Regions from separate parts of the Homo sapiens genome. Here region 1 is linked to region 2. Evidence: chromatin loops called from intact Hi-C (ENCODE). Cell type or tissue: CD4-positive, alpha-beta T cell. All regions are shown on one strand.

The links. A loop is a pair of places that touch in the nucleus more often than their neighbours do. Peaks named below come from ENCODE experiments on the same cell type or tissue, not always from the same donor. Only the 100,000 strongest peaks of a DNase experiment are listed, where the experiment ranks them.
Region 1: it touches region 2 in a loop (5-fold over the local background); 28 of 110 quality-filtered maps call a loop at or near these places.

Annotation. Positions count from the first base shown.
Region 1 is chr1:32,709,016-32,717,015 of GRCh38, forward strand. No RefSeq gene overlaps it. Among named protein-coding and RNA genes, the nearest start is that of SYNC, 10 kb to the left of the region's middle. RefSeq lists silencers at 3,203-3,442, 5,313-5,607. In CD4-positive, alpha-beta T cell, CTCF peaks have their summits at 3,333 (motif pointing right) and 3,536; DNase peaks (open chromatin) are centred at 3,396 and 7,806; H3K4me3 peaks cover 427 bases.
Region 2 is chr1:33,076,158-33,084,157 of GRCh38, forward strand. It overlaps AZIN2 (antizyme inhibitor 2), which reads left to right and starts at 4,996. Exons shown (of 12, transcript NM_052998.4): 1 at 4,996-5,137; 2 at 5,231-5,351; 3 at 5,444-5,655; 4 at 6,021-6,197; 5 at 7,797-7,970. The coding sequence starts at 6,093. LOC105378635 (a long non-coding RNA gene) reads right to left here and starts at 4,839. Exons shown (of 3, transcript XR_947163.2): 1 at 4,764-4,839; 2 at 4,042-4,170; 3 at 1,727-2,129. RefSeq lists a silencer at 4,958-5,217 and an enhancer at 7,939-8,000. In CD4-positive, alpha-beta T cell, no CTCF peak of the experiment used is centred here; DNase peaks (open chromatin) are centred at 4,914 and 5,614; H3K4me3 peaks cover 1,779 bases; H3K27ac peaks cover 1,120 bases.

The DNA of each region.
Region 1 (8,000 bases), 370 kb before region 2:
GTGGCTGGTAGAATGGGGCAGGCAGGGGACTGTGAGTGAGTGGACATGCGTGTGGGAGGAATGGATGGATGAGCTGGGAAGTGGAGAGGCACCAGAGGGCAGCAGGGGAGGCATGGCCTTGGCAGCTGTCTCTACCAGACCCCAGAGCAGATCCTATAGGACCCTGGGAAACCAACCTCCCTGAACCTCAGCTCCCTCTCAGCAAAATGGGCAATTAACACCCTCTTCACAGGGTTGTTGTGAAATGCAATCAAATGTGAGGCTCAACACATGAGCCACTGGAAGTGGAGCTGCTCTCCAAGCTGAGAGTAGCACATTCCCCATTACTACTGATGCAGGTGGAGGCCATTCTGCTCACTTTTTTTTTTTTTTTGAGACGGCGTTCTTGCTCTTGTCCCCCAGGCTGGAGTGCAATGGCATGATCTTGGCTCACTGCAATCTCTGCCTCCTGGGTTCTCCTGCCTCAGCCTCCTGAGCCACCTGCCTCCACACCTGGCTAATTTTTGTATTTTTAGTAGAGAAGGGGTTTCTCCATATTGGCCAGGCTGGTCGTGAACTCTTGACCTTCAATCCGCCCTCCTGGGTCTCCCAAAGTGCTGGGATTACAGGCATGAGCCACCACGCCTGGCCTCTGCTCACTTTCTTTGTGCCAAGAGCTCCAGCAACCCGTCTAGAGGTGGGAGGAGGGTGGTACAGAGATGCCCTGGCAGGGCCCTCAGACCCACCACTTCTGTTTTTTGTTTTCAGACAGAGTCTTGCTCTTGCCCAGGCTGGAGTGCAGTGGTATGATCAGTGGGACCACAGGTGTGTGCCACCCCACCCGGCTAAATATTTTATTTTTTGTACAGATCACAGCCAGATAGAGGGGTATCTCACCATGTTGCCCAGGCTGGTCTTGAACTCTTGAACTCAAACGATCCTCCAGCCTTGACCTTCCAAAGTGCTGGGATTACAGGCATGAGCCACCGCACCCAGCCTTGACCTACTGCTTCTAGAGAGCCAGGGTATGAATCCAAGCTTTGGAGCGCTTACTTGCTGTGTGACCTTAGGAAAGTCACTCCACTTCATGGAAATTGTTTTCTTCTCTGTAAAATTAGATAACACAGCCAGGCGCGGTGGCTCACTCCTGTAATCCCAGCACTTTGGGAGGCCGAGGTGGGTGGATCACCTGAGGTCGGGAGTTCAAGACCAGCCTGACCAACATGGAGAAACCCCGTCTCTACTAAAAATACAAAATTAGCTGGGCATGGTGGTGCATGCCTGTAATCCCACCTACTCGGGAGGCTGAGGCAGGAGAATCGCTTGAACCCAGGAGGCGGAGGTTGCAGTGAGCCGAGATCGTGCCATTGCACTCCAGCCTGGGAAACAAGAGCAAAATTCTGTCTCAAAACAAAACAAAAACAAGAAATAATTAACTATTATTTTTGAAACTCCCCTTTCTCCTGCTTCCTCTCTCTGAAGCTGCAACCAGGGGCTGGCTGACTACAGCATGTGTTTTCACTCGCTCATTCATTCACTTCACCATTTGTTAGGCCAGACAATGTGTTAAACCCTAAGAACACAAAGACAGTAAGTCATTAAAGCAAGACCTATATCTGTATGACTTCATGGCTGTGTCCCTTGTCCCTAGGTTTTCAACAAATAGTGGCCAAATGATGTGTTCATGAAGAGTATAGTAATGAATAAGACAAATAGAAGAGAATAAAGAATGAAAAGAAAAAACAAATAGTGGCCAAATTAGTAAATGATGTTAGCTATATTCTTGAGCCCCTACTGCAAGCCAGATGCTAAACTAGTCTTTTTTTTTTTTTTTTGAGACAGAGTCTCGCTCTGTCACCCAGGCTGGAGTGCAGTGGCGCAATTTTGGCTCTCTGCAACCTCCACCTCCCGGATTCAAGCAATTCTCCTGCCTCAGCCTCCTGATTAGCTGGGATTACAGGCACCCACCACCATGCCTGGCTAATTTTTGTATTTTTAGTAGAGAGGAGATTTCGCCGTGTTGGCCAGGCTGGTCTCAGACTCCTGACCTCAGGTGATCTGCCTGCTTGGGCCTCCCAAAGTGCTGGGATTACAGGCCGGAGCCACTGCACCTGGGCTAGAAGGCATTTTATCTGCTTTAATGCAATAAATCTTCAGAACAGCCCTATAACATGGGGCCTGTAATAAAGCCCATTTACTGATGAGAAAACTGAGGCTTGGAGAGGTTATGCAACTTAGTTGACCAAAGTCACACAGAGAGGAAATGGTGGCACCCAAGATTCAATACACTGCCTCCACGAATAAATGATGTGTTATCCACATCATTGTCATTAACCTTGACTTTCAGAGACTTATAGTCTAGTGGGAATCTGGCAGCCTTTCCATCCTCAGACTTAGCCCCAAGGGGCCCAGGCATGGCCACAGACTTGTTTTGTGTCTCCGGGCAAATTACTTAACCTCTCTGGTTCTGCTTCCTTTTTTTTTTTTTTTTTTTTTTTTGAGACCAAGTCTTGCTCTGTCACCCAGGCTGGAGTGCAGTGGTGCCATCTCAGCTCACTGCAAGCTCCGCCTCTCAGGTTCATGCCATTCTCCTGCCTCAGACTCTCGAGTAGCTGGGACTACAGGCGCCCACCACCACGCCCAGCTAATTTTTTGTATTTTTAGTAGAGATGGGGTTTCACCATGTTAGCCAGGATGGTCTCGATCTCCTCACCTCGTGATCTGCCCACCTTGGCCCCCCAAAGTGCTGGGATTACAGACGTGAGCCACAGCGCCCGGCCACTTCTTTTTTTCTTTTTTTGAAACAAAGTCTCACTCTGTCACCCAGGCTGGAGTGCAGTGGCTGGATCTCAGCTCACTGCAACCTCCGCCTCCCGAGTTCAAGCAATTCTCCTGCCTTAGCCTCCTGAGTAGCTAGGATTACAGGCACTTGCCACCACGCCAGGCTAATTTTTGTATTTTTAGTAGAGACGGAGTTCCACTATGTTGGCCGGGCTAGTCTCAAACTCCTGACCTCAGGTGATCCACCCGCCTCGGCCTTCCAAAGTGCTGGGATTACAGGCGTGAGCCGCCGCGCCTGGCCCCCTGATTCTGCTTCTAGGAAATGAGATTGGGTGGGCGTTAAATGAGAAAATGTGCAGGAAATGCCCAGCCTTTTGCCCAGTATACAAGAGACACTTGATAAGTGTTCTTCTCTTTATTTCCTTCTTTCTCCCTGCCCTCTGGGACCGCTGTCTGGGAGCCATTGGGGCCTACCCGGTGCTGACCACCAGCCACCGCTTCAGAGGAAGCTGCGTTCAGGGTCGTTCCTCCCCAGGTCGGGCAATGCCGAGCACTGCCTCCAGGGGGCGCCGCCACGCCGACCCCGCGCCCCGGGGGTTGTCTTTTCCGCCGCAGCCGCGCGGGGCCGCCCGGGCCCTGAGTTTTCAGGACCGATGGCGCGCCGACAGTGGGGAGGTCGGCGTCCCAGCTGAATCAAGGACGTCCTTTAGCACCGCAGTGATAATGAACACACAACAATAATAGCCGCAGATCCACCCATAGCGAGCTGCTGGAGTTTAAAGGGCGCATGCGCTTGCTGGGAGGCTGTGGGACTCAGGGAAGGTGCCAGGCCTTAGACTCTGAGCTGGGTTCGAATCCAGAGCAGAGCAGTCTCTCACGTTTCCCCGCTCTGTACCCTTAGGCTTCTCTGAGCTTCTGCTTCCTTTTTTTTTTTTTTTTTTTTTTTTTTTTTTTTGAGACGACGGAGTCTGGCTGTGTCGCCCAGGCTGGAGTGCAGTGGCGCGATCTCCGGTCACTGCAAGTTCCGCCTTCCAGGTTCACGCCATTCTCCTGCCTCAGCCTCCCGAGTAGCTGGGACTACAGGCGCCCGCCACCACGCCTGGCTAATTTTTTTATATGTTTTTAGTAGAGACGGGGTTTCACTGTGTTAGCCAGGATGGTCTCGATCTCCCGATCTTGTGATCCACCGGCCTCGGCCGCCCAAAGTGCTGGGATTACAGGCGTGAGCCACTGCGCCCAGCCTCCTTTGTTTTCAAATGGGAAATGTATTATAGTTCTTGAGAGGAATAAATGAGCAACTTAGGAGAAGTGCATGTACCGTAATTCCCTCTGTCCTGTGAGGGAGCTCTGATTGAATTCCTTTGTGGAATGAGAACGCTGGGGACCCTTTCCCAGGCTCGCGGGCCTCCATGGGTCTCTCTCTCCCCTAGCACAGCCCAGAGGCCAGTCCAGGAGCTCTCTCCCTAAACCCCCTCTTCGGAGCTTCCCTACTCCTCTCTGGAGTTGGCAGCACCTTCAGCTCCTTGGACTCCTCTGGGAACTGCCCCTCCGTCCCCAGGTGCAGGCCCAAGCCAGCAATCTTCCCCTGGCCAATCCCACTACATCCCTCAAACTGAAGCAACGCCCCGTTTGTTCTCCTTACCGCTTCCAAAACCCCATCCAGCCATCTTCTCCAGAAAAACCTTTCCCCGTGTCCTCTCCCAGGTCCACAGCCTTTGCACATGCCACTCCTTGTATCTGGAACACCCTTTCCCCAAGCCCTAAAGCTTGTTACTCAGAACACAGCTTAAATATCACTTTTTCCAGGACGCTCCCTCCCTGTGGTCCTATGGTCGCCTGAGTTTCTTTTGCATTTCTTGTTTTTTTTTTTTTTTTTTTTTTTTTTTTGAGACAGTATCTCGCTCTGTCTCCCAGGCTGGAGTGCAGTGGCGCGCGATCTCGGCTCACTGCAAGCTCCACCTCCCGGGTTTTACGCCGTTCTCCTGCCTCAGCCTCGCGAGTAGCTGGGACTGCAGGCGTGCACCACCTACGCCCGACTAATTTTTTTTGGTATTTTTTTAGTAGAGATGGGGTTTCACCGTGTTAGCCAGGATGGTCTCGAACTCCTGACCTTGTGATCCGCCCACCTCGGCCTCCCAAAGTGCTGGGATTAGAGGCGTGAGCCACCGCGCCCGGCTGTTTTGTTTTGTTTTTTAAGATGCAGTCTCACTCTGTCCCCCAGGCTGGAGTGCAGTGGCGCGATCTCGGCTCACTGCAACCTCCACCTCCTGGGTTCAAGCAATTCTCTTGCCTCAGCCTTCTGAGTAGCTGGGAGGGACTACAGGTGTGCACCACCATGCCTGGCTACTTTTTGTATTTTTACAAAACTACTATATTGGCCAGGCTGGTCACTATATTGGTTTCACTCTATTGGTTTCACTATATTGGCCAGGCTGGTCTCGAACTCCTGACCTCAGGTGATCCGCCCGACTCAGCCTCCCAAAGTGCTGGGATTACATGTGTGAGCCACCATACCCAGCAGGATTTTTTTGTTTAGTGCCTAATCTCCCCTCATTACAGAGTGAAGCCCTCAAAAACAAGAACCTCATCAGTCAAGGGCTCCATGTTATGCCTAGGGCCCTGCCCTGTGAATGTTTGGTAAATGTGTGTCTAATGAATAAGCGATTCCACCCAACTGGGTCCACACTCACTAAGCTTTCTCAACAGCCTCGGCTCAAAGGCACATACACAGAGTCAACACAGCCACACACACACGCACACACATGCACAGAGTCACAAATGGTGCACAAATATGCAACAGGCTCACGCACAAAGCTGAATTCATCTGTGCTCACTACTCCTCTGTGTCCCAGGTCTGTTTTCTTTTGTGACTTGGGGTCCCTGAGAACAAGAGTGTTTTTTTTTTCTTTTTTTAGATGGAGTTTCACTCTTTCGCCCAGGCTGTAGTGAAGTGGCAAGATCTCGGCTCACTGCAACCTCTGCTTCCCAGGTTCAAGTGATTCTCCTGCCTCAGCATCCCGAGTAGCTGGGATTACAGGCACCCGTCAACATGCCCGGCTAGTTTTTGTATTTTTAGAAGAGACAAGATTTCCTCATGTTGGCCAGGCTAGTCTTGAACTCCTGACCTCAGGTGATCCACCTGCCTCAGCCTCCCAAAGTGCTAGAATTACAGGCATGAGCTACTGCACCTGGCAAGAGTTATGTTTTTTTGTCTTCGAGATGGAGTTTCACTCTTTTGCCCAGGCTAGAGTGCAGTGGTGCAATCTCGGCTCACTGCAACCTCCGTCTTCCGGTTTCAAGCGATTCTCCTGCCTCAGCCTCCTGAGTAGCTGGGATTACAGGTGCCCGCCACCACGCCTGGCTAACTTTTGTATTTTTAGTAGAGACGGGATTTCACCATGTTGGCCAGGCTGGTCTTGAACTCCTGACCTTGTGATCCACCCGCCTCAGCCTCCCAAAGTGCTGGGATGAGAGGCATGAGCCACCGCGCCCAGCCTTTTTTTTTTTTTTTTTTTTTTTTGAGTCGGAGTTTTGCTCTTGTTGCCCAGGCTGGGGTGCAATGGCACGATCTCGGCTCACTGCAACCTCCGCCTCCCAGGTTCAAGCGATTCTCCTGCCTCAGCCTCCCGAGTAGCTGGGATTATAGGCATGTGCCACCATGTCCGGCTAATTTTTAGTAGAGACGGGGTTTTTCCATGTTGGTCAGGCTGGTCTCGAACTCCCGACCTCAGGTGATCCGCCTGCCTTGGCCTCCCAAAGTGCTGGGATTACAGGTGTGAGCCACCGCGCCCGGAAAGAGTTGTGTTTTTTACCAGCCTAGGAGCCCCTAGGAGAGGGCAATTTGCTCCCATCAGACTGGGAATCCCAGGCGAATGCTCTATCTCCCCAACTAGTTTGAGGACCTGGGCTCAGGAGTGTCTCCCTTACCAGCCCAGGAGCTCCTGGACCAGGCTGCTTCTACTTCAGGCTTTGGAGCCCTTGGGCCATGCTAGATATGTTCACTAACTAGCCTTGGAGCCGCAAGAACAGAATGGGCCTTCCTTGCTTCAGCCAGGTACTCCAGGAGCAGAGCTGAGCTGGATCTCCCCCAGCAGGCTGGTGGCTCCCACAGGCATGGCTGTGTCTCCCTGACCCCTCTCCACCTCTGCCACTGTCCACCGGCCTAACCCTTCTACCTTGATACAGCAGTTAGGGCTGGGCTGGGCTGGGCTGCCCGAGCTTTGGAAGCAGCAGCAAACCACACTGTGAGACAGGTCCTTTGGAATTCCCTAGGAGGTGGCAGGATCAGTGAGGCTGCAGTAGGGGTGACCTGGCCTGCCTCAGTATGTTGGGCAACTCATCCATATATCTAGTCACTCACCAAACCAGTCCAGAGTTCTTGGGCCTGGGCCTACAGCGCTCTATCTGTATTATGTAGTTAAATTGTCTCATCAATCCTGTGAGGTGGGTGTGATCACGCCTCATTTACAGATGAGGAAACTGAGGGTCAGAGAACAGCAGTGACTTGCCCTAAGTCACAGAGCTGGGAAAGAGCTGGCTGGTTGCCTACTGCATCTTCTACCCAGGTTCAGGAAATGTTTAGGGATAGATTCCACAGGTAGAGAGAGGTGTGTGGCGGGATGCCCAGGTTTCTGGCTTGGGTGGCTTTCAGGAGAGTGCTGACTCCTGAGACAGGGACTGCAAGAAGGTGGGAGTGCCTGTCAGGGAGCTGAGGAGCAGTGGGGAGGCGTAGGTTGCCAAGCAGCTAACCAGGGCAGGCAAGAGGTGGGTCTGGAACCCAGGCTTCCCCATTCCCAGCAGGAGCATCCCCTGCCTACTCCCCACCCAGCTCTTGGCACTGGAGTCCTGGGTTCAAGTCCCATTCTCCATTTGACCCCATCTGAAAAACATGGGCACAGACCCTGTGAGGTCAACACCTGGGATTCCTGCTCCTTTAAGCCTTTCCCAGTGGAGGGCGTGGCCCTGGCTGCAGGTGAGCGCTGTTGCCACATCAGCCGGGTAAGCCCTGCCCTGTCCCCTCCCCCAGCTCTGGAGAGAGGCCCTAGAGGCCCCAGAGGACGGTGGGAAGTGGGCGGGGAGAAAAGGCGGAGCCTGCTTGGCTGGAGAGAAGGGGACAGCCCTGGGCTGGGTGAAGGCACCTGAGTGTTGAGAACACCTGACTGTGCTAGCCTCTGTGTGTCTGTGAGGGTGTCTCTGAATGTTCCAGAGTGCACAGGAGTGTGTACAAAATAAACGTGCAC
Region 2 (8,000 bases):
CTGAGCTTCATGCCTTATTCTCAGAGCCCATCTCACTGGCATAGTCAGACAGACCAGAGTGAAGTTTCCGTTCTGATACTCACTAGCTGGGTAACCTTAGACAAAGGATTTAATCCCAATTTTCTCACCTGTAAAATGGGGCTAATAATGCCTGTCTTACAGGGTTATCTAAAGATTAAATGCAATCATGTGTTTGTAAACATTCAGTATGATGTCTGCCACACAACAGGTGCTCAAATAATGTTTGTTTACTTCTCTGTCTACTTCTCCCTATGGAATAAATTCCATAATCATTCTGAACTGGTGTCTTAGTCCATTTTGTGCTGCTGCAACAGAATACCTGAGTCTGTGTAAGTTATAATGAACAGAAAATTGGCTCATGGCTCTGGAGGCTGGGAAGTCCAAGACTGAGGAGCTGCATCTAGTGGAGGCCTTCTTGCTGCATAATTTCATGGTGGAAGGTGGTGGAGAGGGCAAGAGAGAGCAAGAGGTTGAACTCACAGCCTTGAGCCCTTTTATAATGGGCATTAATCCATTTATGGTGGTGGAGCCCTCATGACTTAAACACTTCCCATTAGGCCCCACCTCCCAACACTGTTGCATTGGGTATTAAATTACAACCCAAGCTTTTTGAGAGACACATTCAAACCATAGCAACTGATATACTGATCTTTATTTTTTATTTTTTTAGAGATGGAGTCTTGCTCTATTGCCCAGACTGGAGTGCAGTGGTGCAATCTTGGCTCACTGCAACATCTGCCTCCTGGGTTCAATTGATTCTCCCACCTCAGCTGCCCCAGTACCTGGGATTACAGGTGCTCACCACCATGCCCGGCTAATTTTTTGTATTTTTAGTAGAGATGGGGTTTCACTATGTTGGCCAGGCTGGTCTTGAACTCCTGACCTCAAGTGATTCACCTGCCTCAGCCTCCCAAAGTGCTGGGATTACAGGCATGAGCTGCCACACCCGGTGGTATACTGATCTTTAAAAGGGAGAAATAATCTTCCCTACTAGTTACCACAAAATATCTTCTCTCCTTGTCTTCATTAGTATTTTGATTTTATTGGGGGGTAGGAGGAACAGCAATGTACCCAAATAAAGACTACGTCTTCCCACCTCCCTCGCAACTAGGTGTCATCGTGGATCTATATTTTGGTCAATTATGAAAAAAGAAGTGTTTGGTGGTGTTATGGGTTGAATTGTGTCCTTGTAAAATGTTATTTTTAAGTCCTAACCTCCAGTGCCACAGAATGTGACCTTATTTGGAAACAGGACTTTGCAGAGGTAATCAAATTTAAATGGGGTCATTAGGATGGACCCTAATCCCATATGATAAGCATCCTTATTAAAAGGGGAAATTTGGACCCAGAGACAAACACATATAGAGGGAAGATCATATGAAGACACACAGGGAGAAGACGGCCATGTGACTGGAGTGATGCATTACGAGCCAAGGAACGCCAAGGATTGCCAGCTAACACCATAGGCTAGAAGAAGCAAGGAAAGATTCTCTCCTAGAGCCATCAGAGAGAACATGGCCCTGCCAACTCCTTGACTCCAGACTCCTAGCCTCCATAACTGGAGACAATACATTTCTGTTATTTTAAGCCACTCATTTTTGGTACTTTGTTATGGCATCCCTAAGAAATTAATACTGGTGGAATTTTGGGAAGCCTGAATAAAATGATGAACAGGAAAGTATTTTTCAAACTCTCCAGTTCTATGTACTAATAAGGCATTTTTATTATTGCAACGTTTGTGACTATGATTACTCTTGGTTTATGAAGAATAGATTGACTTGGCTGACATGATTCTGACTAGAGATCAGAAGATTTTTATCCTGCTTCTGCTCCATGTTCTTGAGGGCTCAGCACAGCAATCATAGATGCTACAACAGCAGTAGCATGAGAGACAAGCAGAAGAGAAGCTACCAGCTTTTGGGTTGGATGCTGGCAGGATGAGTGTGTAACTTTTGTTTAGCTGGGGCCAGAATTCTCAGCCACTGATTGGCAGTCAAGCATAAAGGTTAAAGGTCAGAATTGGCTTGTATTTAAATCTAGTCTTCACCTTTACTTGCTGTGTGATCCTGGGCAAGTTATTGAACTTTTCTGAGCTTTATATTCCTCATCTGTAAAATGAGAACAAATGTGGCTCCTGTGACATAGGGTTGTCATGGAGTTTCAATGACATCACATAACAAGCAGGGAAAAAAGAAAAAGCCACAGCCTATCTGTACTCAGTCCAGGGTGCAGATTTTTCTGCTCTGATTACTTACTCTTGATAGATTCCAAATGGACAGACTGGATTCTGGCTCGTTTCTTCTTACCTCTATTGATTCATTCAGTAAACATATTGAATGTACCTATTATGTGCCTACTAGGTGATGAAAAAAGCTGGTAGGGCAGACCCAGACCATGACATCCAAATGCAGACAGCTCAGAGAATGATTTAACTAAAAGTAGAGCCAAAGTTATTCGGGTGCTCCTCTCCTCTCAGTCTAATTTTTTTTTTTTTTTTGAGACAGAGTCTTGCTCTGTCACCCAGGCTGGAGTGCGGTGGCGTGATCTCGGCTCACCGCAAGCTCCGCCTCCCGGGTTCACGCCATTCTCCTGCCCCAGCCTCCCGAGTAGCTGGGACTACAGGCTCCCGCCACCGCACCTGGCTAATTTTTTTTTGTATTTTTAGTAGAGATGGGGTTTCACCATGTTAGCCAGGATGGTCTCGATCTCCTGACCTCGTGATCCTCCCATCTCAGCTAGGATTACAGGCGTGAGCCACCGCGCCTGGCCCTCTCAGTATAATCTTTTAGGGTTTCTGCCATGGCCGTCCTAATCTACCCTTCCTGATTGGTAGATACTTGTTCTCATACTATGTTGCAAATGACTATTAATCTCAAAGAAAGGTCCTGCAAATGACTGTCCTATAAAGCTGCCTCCTGAAATACTACTCCTATGCATAGAAAACAAGATGGTTCCAGGCAGAAGGGCCCAGAGAAATCAGTCTGAAACCTCTCAGTTCACAGGGGGAAATCAAGCCAGGCAGAAGTGACCCAGATCCAGTTAGGGTGACTCAGCCAAGGACACCCAGCAATTATATGTCCCAGCTGGGTAGGGAGCAGAAAATGGCTCTCCTGCTTCTGGTCCCTGCCCCACACCATTTGTGTACTGAGCATGTTCTAACTAGGTTGTGCAGTGTCCTAGGGAGATACTAAGGCGGGACAAGAAGTGCCTCTGATTTAAAAAAAAGTCTACAGCCCACTGGGCATGGTGGCTCACGCCTGTAATCCCAGCACTTTGGGAGGCTGAGGCAGGCAGATTGCTAGAGCTCAGGAGTTTGAGACTAGCCTGGGCAACAGGGCGAAACCCTGTCTCTACAAAAAATACAAAAATCAGCAAGGTATGGTAGCATGCACTTGTAGTCCCAGCTACTTGGGAGGCCGAGGTTGGAGGATCACTTGAGCCTGGGAGGTGGAGGTTGCAGTGAGCTGAGGTCATGTCACTGCACTCCAGCCTGGGTGACAGAGCCAGATCTTGTCTCAAAAGAGAAAAAAAAAAAAAAAAGCCCACAGCCTAGCAGGGGACATGAAGACATATGGTAGACCAAAAGCCCTTTGGCTTCATTGATTTGAAATGCTGCCTCCATTGTGTACCAATCTCCAATGTATATGGGACTGTTGTAGACCCTGTTCTGTTTTACCACTGTCTCTTCCTGCTCCAGCACCATACTGTTTTAAAGACTGTAGTTTTGGCCGGGCGCGGTGGCTCACGCCTATAATCCCAGCACTTTGGGAGGCCGGGGCGGGTAGATTACTGGAGGTCAGGAGTTCAAGACCACCCTGGCCAATATGGTGAAACCCCATCTCTACTGAAAATACAAAATTAGCTGTGCGTGGTGGCATGCGCCTATAATCCCAGTTACTTGGGAGGCTGAGGCAGGAGAATCGCTTGAACCCAGGAGGCAGAGGTTGCAGTGAGCTGAGATCGTGCCATTGCACTCCAGCCTGGGCAAAAAGAGTGTCTTGACTGTTCTTGTACACTTACTTTTCCAGATGAACTTTTATATCAGCTTTTGAGTAACACAGCTATTGAATCTTCCTCAGCATTCTTGTCTATGCCAGGCACCAGGCTCTTGAGCAGGGTATTCAGTCCTTGCCCTTGGGAAATCACAAACTAGATGCAAAGTGTAACCAAACAAGAAGTGTAAAATAACAACAGGAATCTCACGCTATGGGTAACAAGAACCAAATGAGTGAGGGGTCCAGACAGACTAAATGCTGTGTTCCTTGGGGCCAGGCAAGTCATGGAAGGTTCAACAGAGGTGACATTATACAGGACTTTGATGGGTGAGCAGCAGCTTTCGGTATAGAAGAAATGCTTTGAGTTGAGGAAGTCCGGGAAAGCTTCTTGGAGAAGGAGACACATTTCTATTGAGAGATGAGTAAGAGTTTGCCGGGTTCACAGGATGGGATAAAGGGAGGGATTGCCCTGAACTGGGAAAGTCACAAAAAGGTTCTCTGAAGACATTTTAGATGCGTTTTGAGTTGGAGTCGGGGAAGATGCCTGGAAGAGGCAATTAAATAAAAAGAATTTTATTACAAAAGTAATACAAGGACATGTCATTGGAACCGGGTTTCGAGAGATGAGTGAGCAGTTCCTGACGCAGACAAGAGCTGGACCACGAAGTAAGTTGAGGCAGAGGCAGAAAAGGCTTCCTGGTCCTGCCCACTCTCTAAGACCTAAGATGCAGGGTCTAAGTGTCTCACCTGCGTGGCGGCGGCCCTGTAGTTCTGACTTCCAGCGTGAGGTAGCCACCGCCAGGCCTCCGGGGGAGAAGACTACAGTAAGGGCGAGCAGAGCTGAATGCTTTATGTCGGAATCGACCAATGGGATGGCGGCACCCGGTTGCCAGGGCTACGGCCAAGCGGAGGTAGGGCCTCGGCACTATGGGCGGGGCCTGGGCGGGGTTATATAAGCCAGCGGCGGGCGGAAGGCGGGGCGTGGGGGTCTGTGGCTGCTGGGCTGGCGGGGCGCAGGCCGCGGGACCCGAGCCCGGGGAAGCGAGAGAGCGGAGGCGCCGAGGATCCGATTCACTCCCTGGGGAGACCTATGGGCCGAAGCCGTGTAAATGCGTTTTAAGGCGAGTGCGGAAAGTGGCCTGGGGAGCCTCGGGGAGCGGACGCCCTCCGCCCTGGTGCTGACCTGCCTCCCTGCCCCTTCTGCCTCCTGTCAGCAGAGGCCTCGGCTCCGCAACTGCCACTCCTCCTCGGGGTGTTGCACAAGTTTCGAGGTCACCGGCGACCCCCCCTAGCAGCGCGCCTGGCTCTGGCCCCCGCGAAGGAGGACGGAGTTTGGTAAGGGGCCCTGGGGGTTGGGGGGACCTCAGCCCTGCACTCTGTAGGAGTCACTCGGACAGAAAAAACCTCGGCCTTCCGTTCTCTCCCAGGAGCTTGCGGCCCCCACCCACCGCGTGGCGTCCCCAGGCACGCCTAGAATTCTAGCACCTCAGGATCAGTCCAGCCCCCATTTACAATTGGGGAAACTGCGGCTCCGAAAGGGTCAGAGGGTACCCGAGGTCAAGCAGTAGAGAGCGGACTCGAACTTAAGCTCTTGCTCTTAGGCTGAGACGCCTTGATGTGGCCACCGGCTACCCTCTAGGTGGGCGTGGTCAAGACTGGGGGCGCCCTGGAAACTTCCCCACCCAAGTTTCTCAGATTTTCTGTTCCATCTCTCTCTCACTCTTTCCTGAAATCCAGAATTTCAGAACTGGGAAGGCTCTCCAAAACAATTCATCCATTTTACAGAGGGAGCAACTGACTCGGAGAGGCAGTGACATTTGGGCATACGGTGCCTTGTCTCCGTCTGAAATCCGGGATTCTTGACTTTCTCCACCCTTGCCCAGTGAACCCCGGGCTTGTGCTGGGGGCGGGTTGTGACGGGATTGGGATCCCTGGCCTCGGGAGGCGAGTGGGGCAGCAGAGCCGGCCCCCCAGCGGTTCCCTTCATCTCCCCTCGCCCCGCAGTGTGTTGCATACTTTCTAAGGCGGCGGCTGCAGCAGCGGCTCCATCCAGCCCGTCAGCTCCTCCTGCAAGGCATGGCTGGCTACCTGAGTGAATCGGACTTTGTGATGGTGGAGGAGGGCTTCAGTACCCGAGACCTGCTGAAGGAACTCACTCTGGGGGCCTCACAGGCCACCACGGTGAGGGGCTGGGAATGGGGGTGGGTCCCCGGTCCCCTGTACAGATCAGCTGCCTCCTCAGGAAGGGTCCCTAGGGCCCTCATCTTATCCTTTCGCTTATTTGGTACGCAATCCTTGCTATTTGCAAGAGAGGGGCTCAATTTATCCCCAATTCTTTGTCCTTGCCCCCAAACCTGCCCCTCCTATGTTGCCTTTTTACCCAGCCCTCCAAGGTCAGAAACGGGGGATTCCTTTCCTGCTGCCCCCTCTCCCTCACCGCCCACATCTAGGCATTACCAAGCTCTGTGAATTCTGCCTCCTTAAATAAGCCTCCAGTGTGCTTATGTGGAACCTCGCTTTCTAGTTCAGTCTTCCTCTCTCCAAAGGCCCCCTGATCTCCCGGTCTCATGCCACCCCCTCCAAAGGTATCATAGTCCTGTTCAAAATCTGAATTTGGCAATTCTCCACTGCCTACAGGATCAAGTCAGAGCTTCCCTGCCTCCATAGCCCCATTCCCAGCTTTCCCCACAGTATATATTATGCTCCTTCGGAGCTGAATGACTCAATTTGCATTTCCCAATGATGCTGTGTGCCCAATGATGCTATTACCATGCCTTTGCCCAGGCTGTTCCTTCTGCCTGCAGCATCCTTCTCTCAGCCTCTCCCCTCTTTACCCCTTTCTAGTCATTCCTTGCTTCTCATCAGTGTTGCCTTTCCTGATCGCCCCAGGCAGATTTTCTATTTTCTTTCTCCATGCCCCTGCATTGCACCTTGTAGAAACTGCCATCTAACATCTGCTGAATGGACTTGTAAGTACTTAAGGGGTTCCTTTTCTTCCAGACCCAAGCTCCTTCAGAACAACAGTACTGTTTGGTCATCTCTGTCCCTTAGCATAACGTTTGGCACCAAGTGGGCATGAGTAAAAAAGTGTTGCATGAAAGGGAAACTGAGTCCCAGGGAAGCAACTCTGGAAGGGTCCCTTCCACATTTAAGTAATGTGGTCTCACCCACAGCCTCATACATGTTTGGCCTTTAGCACATCTACAATGAACAGTTGTCCATAGGGATAGGTTGCAGTGTCAGTGGGACTAGCTTAAGGCTTCATTGAGCACCTGTGTTTGGAAGGCAGTGAGCTGTAGGTCATAGCTTCTGCCTTTAGGGAGTTTACCCTTTTCTAGAATGGACAGATGCATATGCAGTTCTGATACCTTGGAAGCATATGCAAATGCAGTGGGAGCATTTAAAAGCAGAGTTGCCTTATTGGTTTGGGGAAGGTGGCATTTGAGTGAAACTTTAAGGATTTTGCCAGACACAGGAGTGGGGAGGGTATTCTGCAGGACATGGTGGGAACAAAGGTTTGAAGGTGGGAAAATGATCCAGCCTACAGCTGGAGTTTTAGCCGCATTGAGGGGAGGGATTGGGGCTAGATCAGAGCCTTGAATGCCAGGCTGAGGAGTTTGCCTTCTGCCCTGTAGGCTTGGGGAGGCCCAGAAAACTTAGCAGCAGGGTAGCTCTGTGGCCAGTACTGAACCTGGGTCAGGTACTTGGAAGGATCACGGATGGCATGCACAGGGTGCGAGCTGGATGGGGTCTCACATTCATCCACTTCTTGTCATTCAGGACGAGGTAGCTGCCTTCTTCGTGGCTGACCTGGGTGCCATAGTGAGGAAGCACTTTTGCTTTCTGAAGTGCCTGCCACGAGTCCGGCCCTTTTATGCTGTCAAGTGCAACAGCAGCCCAGGTGTGCTGAAGGTTCTGGCCCAGCTGGGGCTGGGCTTTAGCTGTGCCAACAAGGTGAGCCCTGCCCGCACGGTGCACTGACCC